Regions from separate parts of the Homo sapiens genome. Here regions 2 and 3 are each linked to region 1. A link is a loop called in an ENCODE intact Hi-C map of the cell type or tissue named here. Cell type or tissue: endothelial cell of umbilical vein. All regions are shown on one strand.

Region 1 (5,000 bases):
CAAACACAATGGGTGATAGTTTGCATATTGCTTTGCATGACATTTGCATGCTACTGGTTCATTTTTTGCTTGAAGTGAAAATCCGCCCACCATCTGCTTCTTTCCTGGTCCCTTATGATCCCCTAGGTGTTGAGTTGGCTGACTCTGCCGGGGAAAAATAAAGCAACTGGCATGCATCAAGCAGTTACTGCATGTGCCTCTGTGGCTGGTTAGCTCGGCAGAGTAGAAGGGCAAGTTCTATCAGGGCACGGACCAGACCACATGGATCAGGTACTCGCGTCACTGTGGACCATCCTACATGAATGGTCCTATGTCCTCTGAATGGGATGGTCGTTGACTCAAAAACCCATAAAGCCACAAACAGCATCAGGCAACATTTCCTGAATACAACCCCTAAGTGTGCAGATGTCTGATGGTAAATCAGATGATACACAGCTTAGTTCCTGACCATTGGCAGCTTCCAAATCAAACCAGGGCAAAGCTTCTCTTTTCCTGAGCGTGAATAATTATGGGGGCAGTGAACATATAACAAATATTTTTTACTCTCGAAACTGTCAAGATGTAAAAAAAAAGCACATGACAGCTAATATCTAGCAATAAAGAAAACTTAGCCCTTCATTAATCAGGGCTCTGTTGCCAGAACCTTCTGCGGCTCTAAGCATTTGTTTTAAACTGAGCCCTGGGATTCCTGACTGCTCGTCAATCAGTGATAATGGACCTACATTTCCACAGATATGATCAAAGCTCACTTAGCTGTGGTTTCTTGGGAATAACTGAATATTTCTGTAAGCTCAAATACCTATATTATTAGTATGGCAAACTAGACAACAATCCTAGAAGATGATATCAGTATCTATTGTTTGTAAAAGAGCTGCAAATAGCACTCTAGTAAGTGTCGCATAAACGATCCTTTGGATAGCACATAAAAATACCAACTCACATTGTTCTCAGGTTTCCTGAAGTATGACCCATATGTGAACAGAAAACCCAAATAATCAACTACAAAACCCCAAATTTATATCTGGATACTGGGACTAGAATACTGTAAGCATAATTAAGCTTATGAGGTTTTAGAGGTAGTATTTTATCATTAAGCTTATTAGGTTTTAGAGATACTGCTTTTTTGATTTTTTTTTAAATGTTTTACAGCTTTATTAAGGATAAAAGTATCTGTTAGGCTTTTCAAATGATTAGATATAACATGTAAAACAAAACACTTTTTTTTTTTGGAGACGGAGCCTTGCTGTGTTGCCCAGGCTGGAGTGCAGTGGCACAATCTTGGCTCACTGCAACCTCTGCCTCCCATGTTCAAGTGATTCTCCTGCCTCAGCCTCCCAGGTAGCCGGGACTACCGGCGTGTGCCGCCACACCCGCTCATTTTTTTTGTATTTTTAGTGGAGATGGGGTTTCACCATATTGTCCAGGATGGTCTCGATCTCCTGACCTCATGATCCGCCCGCCTTGGCCTCCCAAAGTGCTGGGATTATAGGCGTGAACCACCACGCCCGGCCAAAACATCATACTTTTATGAACACTTAGAAATACAAGAACTTCAGTTACATTAACATTTCCAAAACAAATTCTAAGAAATATAAAATAACCAAAAGATACTTTATAGTACAACTTTACTTTCTAAAAGTGTCACTCCTCATGGGATAATTTTTAGAGATTATCTAGTCCAATACCACTGCCTTTATAGATGAAATTGAAGTCTGGTCTGGAAATTGGCACCTAAGTACAACAGAAGGCAAGAGCCCAGAAGATGAACTCTTGGGACTGGCAGATTCCAGGACAGAGGACTGGAGCTTCTGGGATGCAGGCTTAGAAGCCCTGGCTAGGTAGGTGGCTCTTTTAAGGAGCCTGGAGCTTTGAAGGAAACTACGTTTAAAAATGAGGAAAAAAAAAAAAAAAAGAGAGAAAAAGGCACTGGGGAGGAGTTGAGTCTCGAAGAACAGTCTAACATAAAGGTATTCCAGCCGGGAAGTTGAGTTAACTTCTGACTCAGGTCATCTGGTGAAAGGCACTTCCCTGGGAGGTAGGGTGGGCCTGTTTCCAGGAGCAAGGCACTCAGTCACTTCCTTAGTCCCTGAGTGGGCCAGGAAGCAAACTCATTTTAAAGGACAGGAAACCAGACATAAAGGCTTTAAAAGGTGAACGTGAGTGCAACAGCTGAATCATCCACTCGGTCTTACTCAATTGGAGCAGACAAAGAGCAATGAATTGCCTCCTTTGCTGCTCTCCTCTGTCTACCGACCAGCTCAAGATCAGGAACTGAACAAGAGGCCAGGGGCTGGCCACTCAGTGTGTTTTAAAAGCCCCTGAAGACCATAGATTCCTGTCTTTGAAGCTGCTCAAACCCTGAGGCGGGAGAGGAAAGGAGGGGTAGCAGATGTGCTGGTTCTTTTCCATCTGTCCCCATCCTGGAGGTACGGCCCTGGCCTGTGTCTGTGTCCTGGCAGGCTGACCTCCCTGGGCCACTCATCAGCTGGCTTCCTGCTGGGGTCAGCCGATGGGAAGGTCAGGCAAGAGATGGGAGGGCGGGCAGAGAGAAGTCAGCATATCTTCTCCCATTCCTTCTAACAGCTCCTGCCCAGTGGTCCCTCATTAGTGGCTCCCACTCTCCTTGGCTCTGCTACAGCGTTTCCTTCCCTGGTTCCTCAGGGTGGTCAACTCCTTCCTGGGGACCTCAACACTCCTGGCCGGTTCTCTCTACCTCCTTCATTCACAGTTGACCCATCTGAGTTGGAGTCTGTCTCCTGTCAGAACCCTGACCTGAGACATGGGAATGGCAGCCATGGGGTAAACATAGATAGCATCTTACACATACTTCCATTTACTGGGCAGAATTTTACAAGGAAACGTAAATATATACATTTTTACAACATGTATTACACACTTCTCCACCTCTTTCATGTTAGAACATGTAATTACATTTCATGTAATACACGTTAGAATATTTGTTGTAAAATGTATATATATACGTTTATGTCACCACATATATACTTTTGAAAGCAACAGACCTTCAACAAACACCAATCTTCAAGCCCCCAAAACCACTGCCAGGTCGGTTTGCTCCTTGTTCTCTGGGATCTTCCCTTGGAAAGGACGCTTTACTAGGAGGAACGAAGGCTGCCTCAGCCTAAGTCTGCTTTGTAAATGGAAGTAAAATTAAGGTGAATTTCTTGATTGCCTCAAGGGAATTGGTGGTCTGGGCTGCAGAGGCAACAGCAACTTAAGCTGGAGACAGGGAAGGGGAAAGGGAAGGGGTGGGATCAGACCTCAAAAAGGGTGGAGCAAGCAGGAGAGCCCACAAGAGCCATGTGACCTAGAGGAAGGGGACAGAAGAATGAGAGTCCTCACAGCCCTTCGGGGGGAAGAGTCCTGTACTTTTACTACTTTCGGAATAAAGAGTCAGTTCTTTGGAAAAGGCCCCACTCTCAGGCCAGCATATTTCGTTATGAAAGCGGTGGAGAAGTGTGTAATACATGTTAGAATATTTGTTGCAAAATCTGTAATTTAAAAATTCCCCACACCAAAAGTGAAGAAGCATCAGTTATTTAAAAGAAAATCACAACTGCCAGGTGGTGGTGCAACCTGTAATCCCAGCTACTCAGGCTGCTGAGGTGGGAGGATTGTTTGAGCCCAGGAATTTGGGTCTAGCTTGGGCAACATAGTGAGACCCTGTGTCTAATTTTTAAAAAATAAATGAAATAAAAACATAAATGTATCTTATTCCCTGGCAATGCTGGATAAAGGAAGGGTTAACAATGATCTCTTGGCTCAAATTTCCTTCAGTTGAACCCGGACGTGAGGCAACTGCAGCTTCTAAGGGAATGTGCATAAAAGGAGAAGCTTCTGGGAGAGAACAGTGCAAAGTCACTAAGTAAAAGTGGAGTCAACTGGGGAGTCATCCCAGGCCCCCTTCCAAACACCCAGGGCACTCGAATCCCTTTCCTTCCTCCTCATCACTCTCACATATTATGCTCCTGCTAAGTTTTCACTGAGAAACAGATTCTGAAGTCAAAAAACGTTTGAATACTACTGGTTTAGATTTATCACAGACGTGTACATGAAATGCTATATGCATAAGTAAGAGACTGCCTTTACCTTGTAATATCAACCTGATTGTCCTTAAATGCATTTTCATTCTGATGTAGAAGGCCTGTCTTTAATTATTTCTAATCATTTAATTTTTGAGACAAAATAAAAACATCAGAAGGCATTAGAAATTAGCAAGAATCAGACAGCTCATCTGCTTACCTGCTATCCCCAGCATTTGCAACATACAGCTTCCCCAAAAGGCAAATCACAATGAGGGCCGTGCAGCCACCAGATATATTATATGAACTCCTCTCTCGTTCTATCTGTAGGTCCTGGAGAATAAAACAGAGTTAGTGTTGGATTGTGCAGGATGTGTAGCAAAAGCTTTCTCACTTTCATTCTCTTGACAGTCCCCAGACTCTGAATGTGCTTCAAGAAGGGACTAGAAAAATCTTTAGTGCTTGCTTTCCTACCACCTGATGAGCATTTCTGGAGAGGACACTGGCATAAAACTGCCACATATTAGACCATCTGTGAACCAGAGACAGGAAACAATAGACAGCAAACAGAAACAATCAGACAAAAATGCAAATAAAATGTAAGTTGTATTCAGTAAATATCACAGCTTATGGAAAATTTAGTCTTTGTGGATTGCATGAGCTACCATGTGAAACATACACTAGAGAGGCTGAGGATGACAAGTACTTGGACCTGATCAATGTTTTGTTTGTTTTTTGAAGACAGGATCTGGCTCTGTCACCCAGGCTAGAGTGCAGTGGCCCAATCTTGGCTCACTGCAACCTGTGCTTCCCAGGCTCAAGCAATCCTCCCACCTCAGCCTTCCGAGTACCTGGGACCACAGGTGCGCACCACCATGCCCGGCTAATTTTTGTATTTTTTGTAGAGATGGGGTCTTGCCACATTGTCCAGGCTGGTCTCGAACTCCTGTGCTGAAGCAA
Region 2 (5,000 bases), 84 kb before region 1:
CTCCCTTGTTGAAGCTCTCAGGCCAGTTTCTCTCCTTGGTCCTGCTATTCTTCCTACCTTATGGCTAAACATGTTCCTGATCCTGTCTCCACCTGTGGCAAAGCTTTTTGATACTTTTCTTTGCTAGAACTTGTCACCTTCTCAATTTTCCAGTAACACAACAAGGATTGAGTATTTTGTCTATTAACATTATGTCAAATACTGTCATCTCTACCTTTCAAACAAATCCAGAATCCTCAGATTTCAACACCTTCCCTGCTGTCAGAGCCCTAGCACCATAGTTTCTTGCCTACATTATTGGGACGGATCCATCAGGCCTCTGTGCAATGATCTAGGCAAGAGGCGATGGTGCTAGGATGATGTCACCAGGTGGATGGCAGTGAGAGTGTTGAAAACTGTTCTGATTTTCCCTTACTCCTGTTCTCAGAGCAACTGGAGTAATTATTTTAGAATGTCAGGTCATGTCATTACCCTACTGAAACCCATCAAAGGTTTTCTATTGCGATCTAAATAAAAGCCAAGTAACCAGATGGTCTTCTTTAACATTGTTCCTGTCCCCCAAATTTCCTAGTCCCCTTTCCTGCTTTATTTTTTTTCCATAGCATCCACCACCACCTAACAGTTAAAGAATTTTACTTCCTTACTATGGTTATTTTTTCTACTGCTTCTTCATGCCCTTTAAGTTCTATGGGGATAGATTTTTGTTTTGCTACCTATGGCATCTCCTATACCTACAAGAGTGCTCAACATATAATGGGTACCCAATAAATATTTGGTTAAGCAAGCAAATTAATACTACCTTCCCTATGCAGAGGCTTTATTCGTATTTTCTTGTTCCATAATATATTTGCAAAACAAAAGCAAAGAGTCTCCTTGTTCGGCTGCTTTCTATGTCTGACTATGCTGTTCCGGCTGATGCTCACTCACAAGCACCCCTTTCCCACCTTTGCCCTAGTGGGCTAGGTGCTGTCCTTACAGGCTCAGACATTCTCTATGAACATCTGAATTTGAGATGCCCATGCAGCCACACCGAAGCCCTTTTACCCTAATGAGCAGCAGTTATAGGACTTCTCCACCATAAACATACTTTGTCTTTGTGGCAATTTTATACATCCCTTCAGTAAAGCTTTGCTCACACTGTCCTCATAGCTGGGAGGCCTGCTAGCAAATCTCCCACATTTCTCTTTTAATCCACAAGCATCACTCTCCACCTTAAAGTTCTCCACTGAATTCCCGTCATCTTAAAATACAATCCAATGATGAGGCCCTCCATGATCTGGCCTTTGCACTCTGACATCGTCGATCACTCTGCTACGCCTTGTAACAATGGCTTTCTTGTTTGTTTGTTTTTTTTTTTTGACACACCAGGGGGCCTGGTCATTCCTTCTGTCTGGGCCATTCTTCCCTTTGATCCTGCCATGCTGGCTCCTGGACATCACTTGGAAAGGCCTCCCCTGACCACTCATCTACAAGTCTGGCGTTCTCTGCTCCTGCTCATCCTGCTTCAGTGCTTCAAGCACAATCTGAAATGCTCTTATTAATTTGTTTACCTTCTGTCCCAACATCCTGCACATTAACTCCATAAAGGCACAGACTTTCTTCCTATTTACCTGTCTATCTTTGTATCTACAATTGTGCAAGCACATGGTAGACATAAAGTAGACACAAGCTAAATGGATGAATGAATGAACAAAGGCTGGTATCTCTCCCTTAGCATGTCAGTTTCCCTCTAAAGATATCCCCCATTCACTCTGCCTTAATAGCTAGCTTTTCTATGGCTAATATTCATGGCTGGGTTCCCATTGGTGATACCTCTGACATATGTTTACCTACTTATATTAAAATTTCAAGTTCCCCTTTATTATTAGTATATATACAAATAGTTATAAAATCATAAAAAATAACATTTATGATTCTCTCGTCTATTCCTTTCTCAGTTCCTTAGTACCACGTCAGAATGGCAGTTTTTTTGCCACAGCTATTCACCAGTGTATATGGTGTTACCAAGACAATTTTCTAACTTGGTTTAAAGGCAAGTTCCTCCTTTAAAGTTCTTCCTAGTCTTTGCTGGATTCCTCCATTTCCAGGAAGAGCCCCTACTCTGATTGCTTAACCCATGGGCCAGGAACCTAGAGTTCACACTTTGGCATCATCAACATAAATCACTTCCCACGATCTCCCTTCTCTTCTAAGTCATGACCTTGAGCTACAGAGAGAGAGAGAGAGAGAGAGAGAGAGAGAGAGAGAAATACCACTTGTTTCCCTAAGTCTTAATTCCCTTAGCAAGACTTCAAAGTCATTTAAGAGGAACGAGAGGAACGTGATCCCCTCCGGGGGGTATAACAGGGGACCCTATTATGCTCCCTTCGGGGACAGCATAATCTCAACAATTCACTTGTGCAGCTCCAATGACACACACCAGTGAGTCACATTCTTCCACTAATCTCTAGACATTGCCTTGGCTGCCTCTTCTCCCCTGGGGATCTTCCTTCCTGGAGTCTCTCTTCCCTCCTGGCAGAGCCCACTGTGGTATTAAAGCACACCAGGCTTGGGGTCAGAGGTTCTGAAGTCACATCTCAATCGTCATGTGAACTGGCTGTATGAACCTGGGAAAATCCCTCAGACCTCACTGAATCTGCCTCTTCAACTGGACACTTCATAGGATGGTTGCAAGGATTAAGGGCAAACATGTCTGGGAACATCCTTTGTGAAGGATAAGGTGCTATTTGGCCATCAGTTGTGGCTATTAAGGTCTTCGGAGCCTCATTCTTTCTTCCATGCAGATGTAGAGCTAACAGGCAACCGTAAGCAGGAAGACACAGCACATCCCCGTAGGAAAAACCACTTCCTGCTGAGCAATCAAGCCACCTAATTCATACTTTTTCTACTGTAAGCATGAAGGAGCATACCCGTGCAACTTTATCCAGAACAGTCCATTGTTCTCCTCTAAAATGAGGACTCAGATACTCAGAAGGATGCCTCAGAGATAATAATCTAAAGAAGGTATAGCTGGGTTAGATTGAAATAGTCATAAAAGGAGCCCTTTTTTTTTTTTTTTTTCCTTAGCTGGGAGCTCAGTGCCCCTCCAGGAGGGAGGAGAAAGCCACAGGCAGCCTTGTTTTCTTCTCATTAGAAACCAAGTCCTAGCCCGGCAGAGGCACATTCCACAGGGGCTGGTTGGGTTTGGGAGGAGGCCGGAGCACAGAAACATCTTCGGTCCCCCTTCTTGCCTTTCTATAACAAAATCTCAGCAGTAGCTTAAATCTCAGGAGGCCTGGGATGAAACACCACCCAGGCCTGGCTGGACAGGAACAGACATAAGCCTGGAGCCCAAATGCTACTTGTGGCTTTTAAGAGCTTGGCATGACCCCAGTTAAGCAATTCTGGAATCCACAGAGGCTCTCCCTTGACTCCCCTCTCCCCACACCCACTCTCCTGAGACCTTCCTGCAAAAAGCAATGCAGGATTGGCAACCACCTCGTGCTTCCTTTTTTTCTGCCAGCCATCTGTATTTCCAAAGGAATCAGGCCCCAAGTCTAACCACAGTGCTCAGTAAATGGAGGCTGCTTTCTGAACCTTCAAGCGGCCTTACAGCAGGCAGCCAGCTCTTCCCCCCTCACTACATGAAAGAGAGAGAAAGCGTGTGTGTGTGTGTGTGTGTGTGTGTGTGTGTGTGTGTGTCCTTTAAGGCAACACAAGAAGAGTCTGATGTTTGGTTAGATCTTACTATTATATTTTAAATGTCATCTTTTAGAGTCTTTTTTTCCCGGTTTCTAAGATTCACTTTGCCTTTGGATGGAAACTGTCTGCTGGAAAGACAGAGCTGCACTGTGAAGGAGAGTGAATCTGAGGCATGCTTAACAACAGCAGGCTCAAGTCAGGGTTGTGGAGCAAGGATCAGTCCCCAGGGTGAGTCTGAAGAGGCTGCGAAACACCCTCTATCCAGCTGGGAGTTTTGGGGCTTAGAATGTTTGGAGATGGACCCAACATCTCGCCCCAGGCTCATCATTGTATAGCAGGCTTTAAGTATGTATAAATCTAGTTTTGGGGGTCATATTTTGGCTCATTGGGTTCCTGAATTTATGTGTTGGAAGATATTTTCAGTAGGTATCTGAATGATATGATCCCTGGGAAAGTTACCCTGTGGGATGGAAGCTCTCCAAACAAATGCTACCTTGTTTTCTTTCTTTGGTCCTTGGAGTGTTCTTTAAATTAGTTGAAGCCTATAGGCCTTAAGCTGTGAACAACCTGATAGACTTCTGCTAATATAGTGCAAGTTAGATTCAGGCACAAATAGTACCTTTGAATTGTGAGTGTGATTAATATTTGGTGATAAACAGAAGAGGGCTGGTAGCAGCCTAGCTTGTGCATACCTGGCTACCACCTGCTCATCTCCTTAGCCACAAGAAAGGCTGCTGGCTTTTTTTCCTCCATGAAAACTCTCCATAATGGGGCCCAAGCTCTGGTCCCCGACAATGCAGCTGCCCTGGAGGAAATCACCTGATTGGTAGGTTTAACCAACAGTCCCTAGGAAAATGCCTACCTCCCCACTTCTCCCTATCAGCACGCCTGAGCCAGACCCTGCCTGGAGTTCTGAGAGTAGTAAACATTTCTCTCTTTTGGCCTAAAGATTCTTCTTCTCACCAGGCCTATGGAAAATAGCAAGAGGCAACAGAGATTGCTCTCATTTTGCTGGTCAATGTTCTTTGGGAGACTCTACTGGGTTACAGCAGAGGTTTCACCGGTGGTAAGAAATATATCAATCCTGTTAACCCAACATATGCACAAACACACGGCAAAAAACAATATTTACCCTAACTATGTGATATACACCGATATTTTCTTTCTATCCTGTGCTATTCAATTTGTTTAAAATGCTGCTCTCCATATACTAAACTGATTTCACAATCCTGTGAATGGGTCCCTACCCACAGCTCAAAGTTTGGTAGAAGAACAGAACCTGCTCTAAGTAGCTTCCAAATTAGGAGCTCAGGCTTTGA
Region 3 (5,000 bases), 53 kb before region 1:
AATATTTTGGTTTGGGTTAGAAAAAATGTGAAATGGCTGAGACCCAAATATGTATAGGTTGGATTCTTTCATAAAGAACTCTGTTCTTAATTTGTTGTCAAAAATCTCAAAGTAACAAGAACCGAGCTTGTATATATAAGCTATTACAGAACTGAATACGAATAAAATTCTGCCTGGTTTATGAAGATTTTAAGAGAAGTTCACATTTAAATTTCTACGTGATCCAGGGGACCTATTGTAAACAGAAAAAAATGCCACAATAGCTTCTAGTCTGCCATTTTATAATTAGAAAATTTGAACCTCATATGCCATTTTATGAAAGGAGGTTAAATGAGGAAGTAGGTGGGACTGGAGTGGATTTTTTTATGACTCAGACATTCTCCCAGGGAGCAAAACACGGAGATATTGAAACTGTCTCTTTCTGAATAAAGCCAGGCTTGCTGGCTTTAGCCACCTGCTCTCAAGGTTAGGTGGGATGCCAAGGTGGTGCACCTGTCATTTTGACCCACCAGCACGCTTGAACCTCCCCACTTATAGCCTCCTGTCTTCAAAGCAGGTTCAGGCTTAAGGAATACTTTTCTGCAGACAACTCTTGAGCAGGAAAAATCCCAGAGAGCCAAGCAGCACCAGGGAAACAGCAGACAAACAGAACCCGGCTCGGCGTTGAGAGCTGGGGGTAGTTCCAAGGACATTGCAAGAAATCACCTCAGATAATGTTGCACTTGTGTTCATCAAATATGTACTTGAAACCCACGTTCATCTCTTCTATACATTGCCCTTGATGAAAAACAGCTGCAAACTTGGATTATTCTGCAAGGACAGAAGTATGTTATTTGAAGATATGATGACACCGGCACGACTTAATGTAATCAAGTCAGAGTTTATAAATATGTACCGGCAGAATGGAGGGAAAACCATCACTCTCATACCTCAGGGCTATGGATGTCTCCTGAGGGAGATCCATTTCTGGCTGTGACCTGAAGCAAAGGTAGGGGTGATTTCCTTGAGGCCACAGTATCAGAACAGTAAAATCTGTTGTGAAATGTCCATCAACCAGACACCCTTCCCTCCTATCTGAGCCTTGACTCCACCAAAACATTCTGTCCAGCTTGGTGAAGCCCCTTAAATATTTTATTTCAATCACCATGGAGACCTTAGAAACAAAACCCAGCAACAGAAGAGCAAGGGTTAGTCACGACTGCAGATCATCAGCTCTCCCTGGTGCTGAGGCAGGAGTGCCCGTCCCTTGAACTCCTCATCACACACCTGCCACATTCCGTGTGAACATGTCAAACCCTCAAGCCTGCTCAATTAATCACCCTGCCTGAGAATCTATGAAACAAAGTTCACATTACCCAGAGAGCCACATGAAGGGCCCTCTGAGGTCAGAATGCAAGACCAAACAAAATTAATGTGCCTGCCACATCCATCATCTTGTAATCTGCTTCCAGTTCCATAATCCCCGAATGTCCAGACTGTGCATACCAAGAACACTGAACATTCCTCTTTGATGTGGATCAAAATGGTTCATGTAGAAAGGACTCTGACCACCTTCTTCACTAGCAAGAAAAGCATTTACCATTTCTACAAGTCAAACAGACCTGGGACTGCAGACATCTGCTCAATGCAAGTGGCTAGGGACCCAGAAGTTTTTTTTTGTTTTCGGTTTTTTTTTTTTTTGAGACAGAGTCTCTCTCTGTCACCCAGGCTGGAGTGCAGTGGTGCGATCTCAGCTCACTGCAAGTTCTGCCTCCCGGGTTCACGCCATTCTCCTGCCTCAGCCTCCCGAGTAGCTGGGACTACAGGCGCCCGCCACTACGCCCGGCTAATTTTTTTGTATTTTTAGTAGGGACGGGGTTTCACCGTGTTAGCCAGGATGGGGACCCAGAAGTTTTAATGACTCTATCATAGATGTTTCTTCATATACCCTAAATATAAAATTTGATTTACCCTAAGAACAAGGAATACACTGTTAATTTTTCAGTGACTAATAACTGATGAGGCCACGTTAAGGAAGATGATACAACTATCATTGTACTAAACTATTTTGTAATCATTCAAGGGAATGAATGCTTAAAATAATGAATCAGTAGGATTACACGCACTTAAAATTATAACACAGTATACTGTATTTTATATTACCATGCAGTTACTTTTCGTTTTAATTTCTGAGCATGTTATGAGTACCTAAAAGGAAGTATTGCTACCCGTTTCATTCAGGAAGAAAGGAGATTCAGAGACAGAGTGTGAGGGGAAACTAGAGGTCAAATGACTCATGACTGGGCTGGGCTGGGAGAAATCCACATCACACTCCTATTTTCCTCTCATAGTTGATACTATTTTCTCCACCCCCCTCCCTGCCAAGATGGAGTCTTGCTCTGTTGCCCAGGCTGGAGTTGCAGTGGCACAATCTCGGCTTACTGCAACCTCCGCCTCCCAGGTTCAAGCAATTCTCCTGCCTCAGCCTCTTGAGTAGCAGGGATTAGAGGCGCGTGCCACCATACCCAGCTGATTTTTTTTGGTATTTTTAGTAGAGATGGGGTTTCACCATGTTGGCCAGGCTGGTCTCGAACTCCTGACCTTGTGATCTGCCCACCTTGGCCTCTCAAAGTGCTAGGATTACAGGTGTGAGCCACCATGCCTGGCCGATACTATTTTCAAGATTTTACACTATTAATCTCTAATTCCCTCAAGTATTTACCATAAAGATTTCACCATAAGATTATTTTATGCTATGAATATTCTAACTCAGGGTATTTTATGTTCTGAGTATTTAAACTCCTGATGTCTGAGGAGAAATGTTTTTAGTTATAAACTAGAGTAACCCATTTGATTTAGGAGTAAGGATTAAAAAGGATATGGGCAGCATTTTCACCTTTTAAAAATTCAGACATTAGGTTCGGTTCTGTGGACTAATAGTGTCCACACTGATTGTTTAAGGGCGACACCAAATTATGCATTAATCTTAGCAACGTTAGAAATGGTTCTTAAATAAAAACGAGGAAAAAAATTACCCTGGTTTGCAGGCCAGTGGGATCTTTGCTACCGACTGAATGTATCTCCCCAAAACTCACATGTTGAAGCCAAATCCCCAGTGTGATGGCATTTAGATGTGGGGCCTTTGGGAAGTGATTAGGTCATGAGGGTAGAGCCCTCATAAATGGGATTAGAGCCCTTATAAAAGAGGCTCCAGGGAGCATCCTTGTGCCTTCTGCCACATGAATTTTTTTTTTTTTTTTAAAGAAAATAAAAAAAAAAGACGGCTGCCTACAAATCAGGAAGTAGAGCCCTCACCAGACCTTGACTCTACCAGCACCTTGATGTTGGACTTCCCAGCCTCTACATCTGTGAGAAATTAATTCTGTTGTTTATTAACTACCCAGTTTATGGTTTTTTGCTACAGCAGCCCAAACAGATGAAGACAGATTTGTAGTGGTAAGACTTTAATTCCTCATACAATAGCTAAATGAGTAGTACTTTCTGTCACAAAACAGTACGGCATGTATTAGTCCTTACACAGACTTCTGAAGTTTTCTATCCCATTACTGTTGAAGAAATTGGGAGTCACTGAAGTTCCTTGTGGAAATTACATACACTTACGTGAGATCTGAAGCCACATGCATCTTATTTCAACCATCCCAAAATATACCGCTGACATTTGGGAATCTGAAAATGTCAGCATTCCTATACTTCCCCCAACCAAGTTAACCTCCCAGGTCCATTCTTGTAACATGAAAAGATGAAATCATTTTAAAACAGAAAGTGCAAAAAGTTAACTTATTATTCATTGCCTCTTGTAGGAAAACAGAAACCTGAATAGGAAATGGGTTTCAATAAAGAGCAGGAGGTGGGCTGTGCATAGTGGCTCACGCTTGTAACCCCCAGCAATTTGGGAGGCTGAGGTGAGAGGATTGCTTGAGCCCAGGAGTTTAAGACCAGCCCTGGCAAGACAGTGAGACCCCCCCATCTCTACAAAAGAAAAAAATAATTAGCCAGGCACGGTGGTGCACCTGTAGTCCTAGCTAAACAGAGGCTGAGGTAGGAGGATTTGTTGGGCCTAGGAGGTTGAGGCCACAGTGAGCCATGGTTGTGCTACTACAGTTTAGACTGGACGACAGAGTGAAACCCTGTCTCAAAACAAAAAACAAAAAAACAACGGAAGGTGAGGATAGGATATAATAGAGGCAAGGAAGGCAAAGGCTTCATACCCTGCTGTGAAATGTTTGGGCGGAGGGCAGAAGAGAAAGGACTGTTTGGTAATGATCTAGAAGTCAATATGAATATTGTTTTTAATTTTTTTTTTCTTTTTTTTAAAGAGACAAGGTCTCACTCTTTACCTAGGCTGCCCCAAGAGTGCAGTGGTGCAGTCTCGGTTCACTGCAACCTCTGCCTTCTGGGCTCAAGTGATCCTCCCACTTCGGCCTCCTGAGTAGCTGGGACTACAGGCACACATCACCATGCCTGGCTAATTTTTTTTTGGATTTGTTTTGTAGAGACAGCATTTTGCCATGTTGCCCAGACTGGTCTTGAACTCCTGGGCTCAAGCGATCCTCCCACCTCAGCCTTCCAAAGTGCTGGGATTACAGGCATGAGCCACCGTGCCCAGCCTGTTTTTAAATCTTTCGTTCAGTAAACAGATACTGGTTCTATATCTCCCTTGTGCCAGGTGCTGTGTTGAATACTGGCAATATGAGGTGACTAAGGTAAGTGGCCTGCCCTCCAGAACACAGTCTGAAGAGGGGGAGAGACCAGAACAAGCAACACCATATGCTGAGAGCCACACTGCAGGGATCTGGAAGCTGTGGTACAAGCACTGGGGACTGACTCCCTAGGAGGATTAGGGGACACTTTGCAGAAGAAGTGATATTTGTGCTGGAGTCTTAAAGAATGAAGAGGAGTTCTCCTAACAGAAAAGAAAGAAAAGGCCATCCAGGCAGACCATACTTCCAAAGGCATGGGGGTCAGAGATCAGAGAAATCATGATATGTCCTGGAAATGGA

What was found. Hi-C counts contacts between places; a loop is a spot of excess contacts. Peaks named below come from ENCODE experiments on the same cell type or tissue, not always from the same donor. Only the 100,000 strongest peaks of a DNase experiment are listed, where the experiment ranks them.
Region 2: it touches region 1 in a loop (6-fold over the local background); 11 of 110 quality-filtered maps call a loop at or near these places.
Region 3: it touches region 1 in a loop (5-fold over the local background); 19 of 110 quality-filtered maps call a loop at or near these places.

What each region holds. Positions count from the first base shown.
Region 1 is chr12:62,783,966-62,788,965 of GRCh38, forward strand. It overlaps PPM1H (protein phosphatase, Mg2+/Mn2+ dependent 1H), which reads right to left. Exons shown (of 10, transcript NM_020700.2): 4 at 4,261-4,373. Among named protein-coding and RNA genes, the nearest start is that of PPM1H, 150 kb to the right of the region's middle. RefSeq lists a silencer at 2,223-2,332. In endothelial cell of umbilical vein, no CTCF peak of the experiment used is centred here; DNase peaks (open chromatin) are centred at 856 and 2,036; H3K27ac peaks cover 4,182 bases.
Region 2 is chr12:62,700,335-62,705,334 of GRCh38, forward strand. The region is part of intron 6 of PPM1H (protein phosphatase, Mg2+/Mn2+ dependent 1H); the gene reads right to left. Among named protein-coding and RNA genes, the nearest start is that of MIRLET7I, 99 kb to the left of the region's middle. RefSeq lists enhancers at 1,671-2,274, 3,483-4,084. In endothelial cell of umbilical vein, no CTCF peak of the experiment used is centred here; a DNase peak (open chromatin) is centred at 2,737; H3K27ac peaks cover 464 bases.
Region 3 is chr12:62,730,910-62,735,909 of GRCh38, forward strand. All of the region lies in intron 5 of PPM1H (protein phosphatase, Mg2+/Mn2+ dependent 1H), which reads right to left. Among named protein-coding and RNA genes, the nearest start is that of MIRLET7I, 130 kb to the left of the region's middle. In endothelial cell of umbilical vein, no CTCF peak of the experiment used is centred here; DNase peaks (open chromatin) are centred at 372 and 2,272; H3K27ac peaks cover 2,650 bases.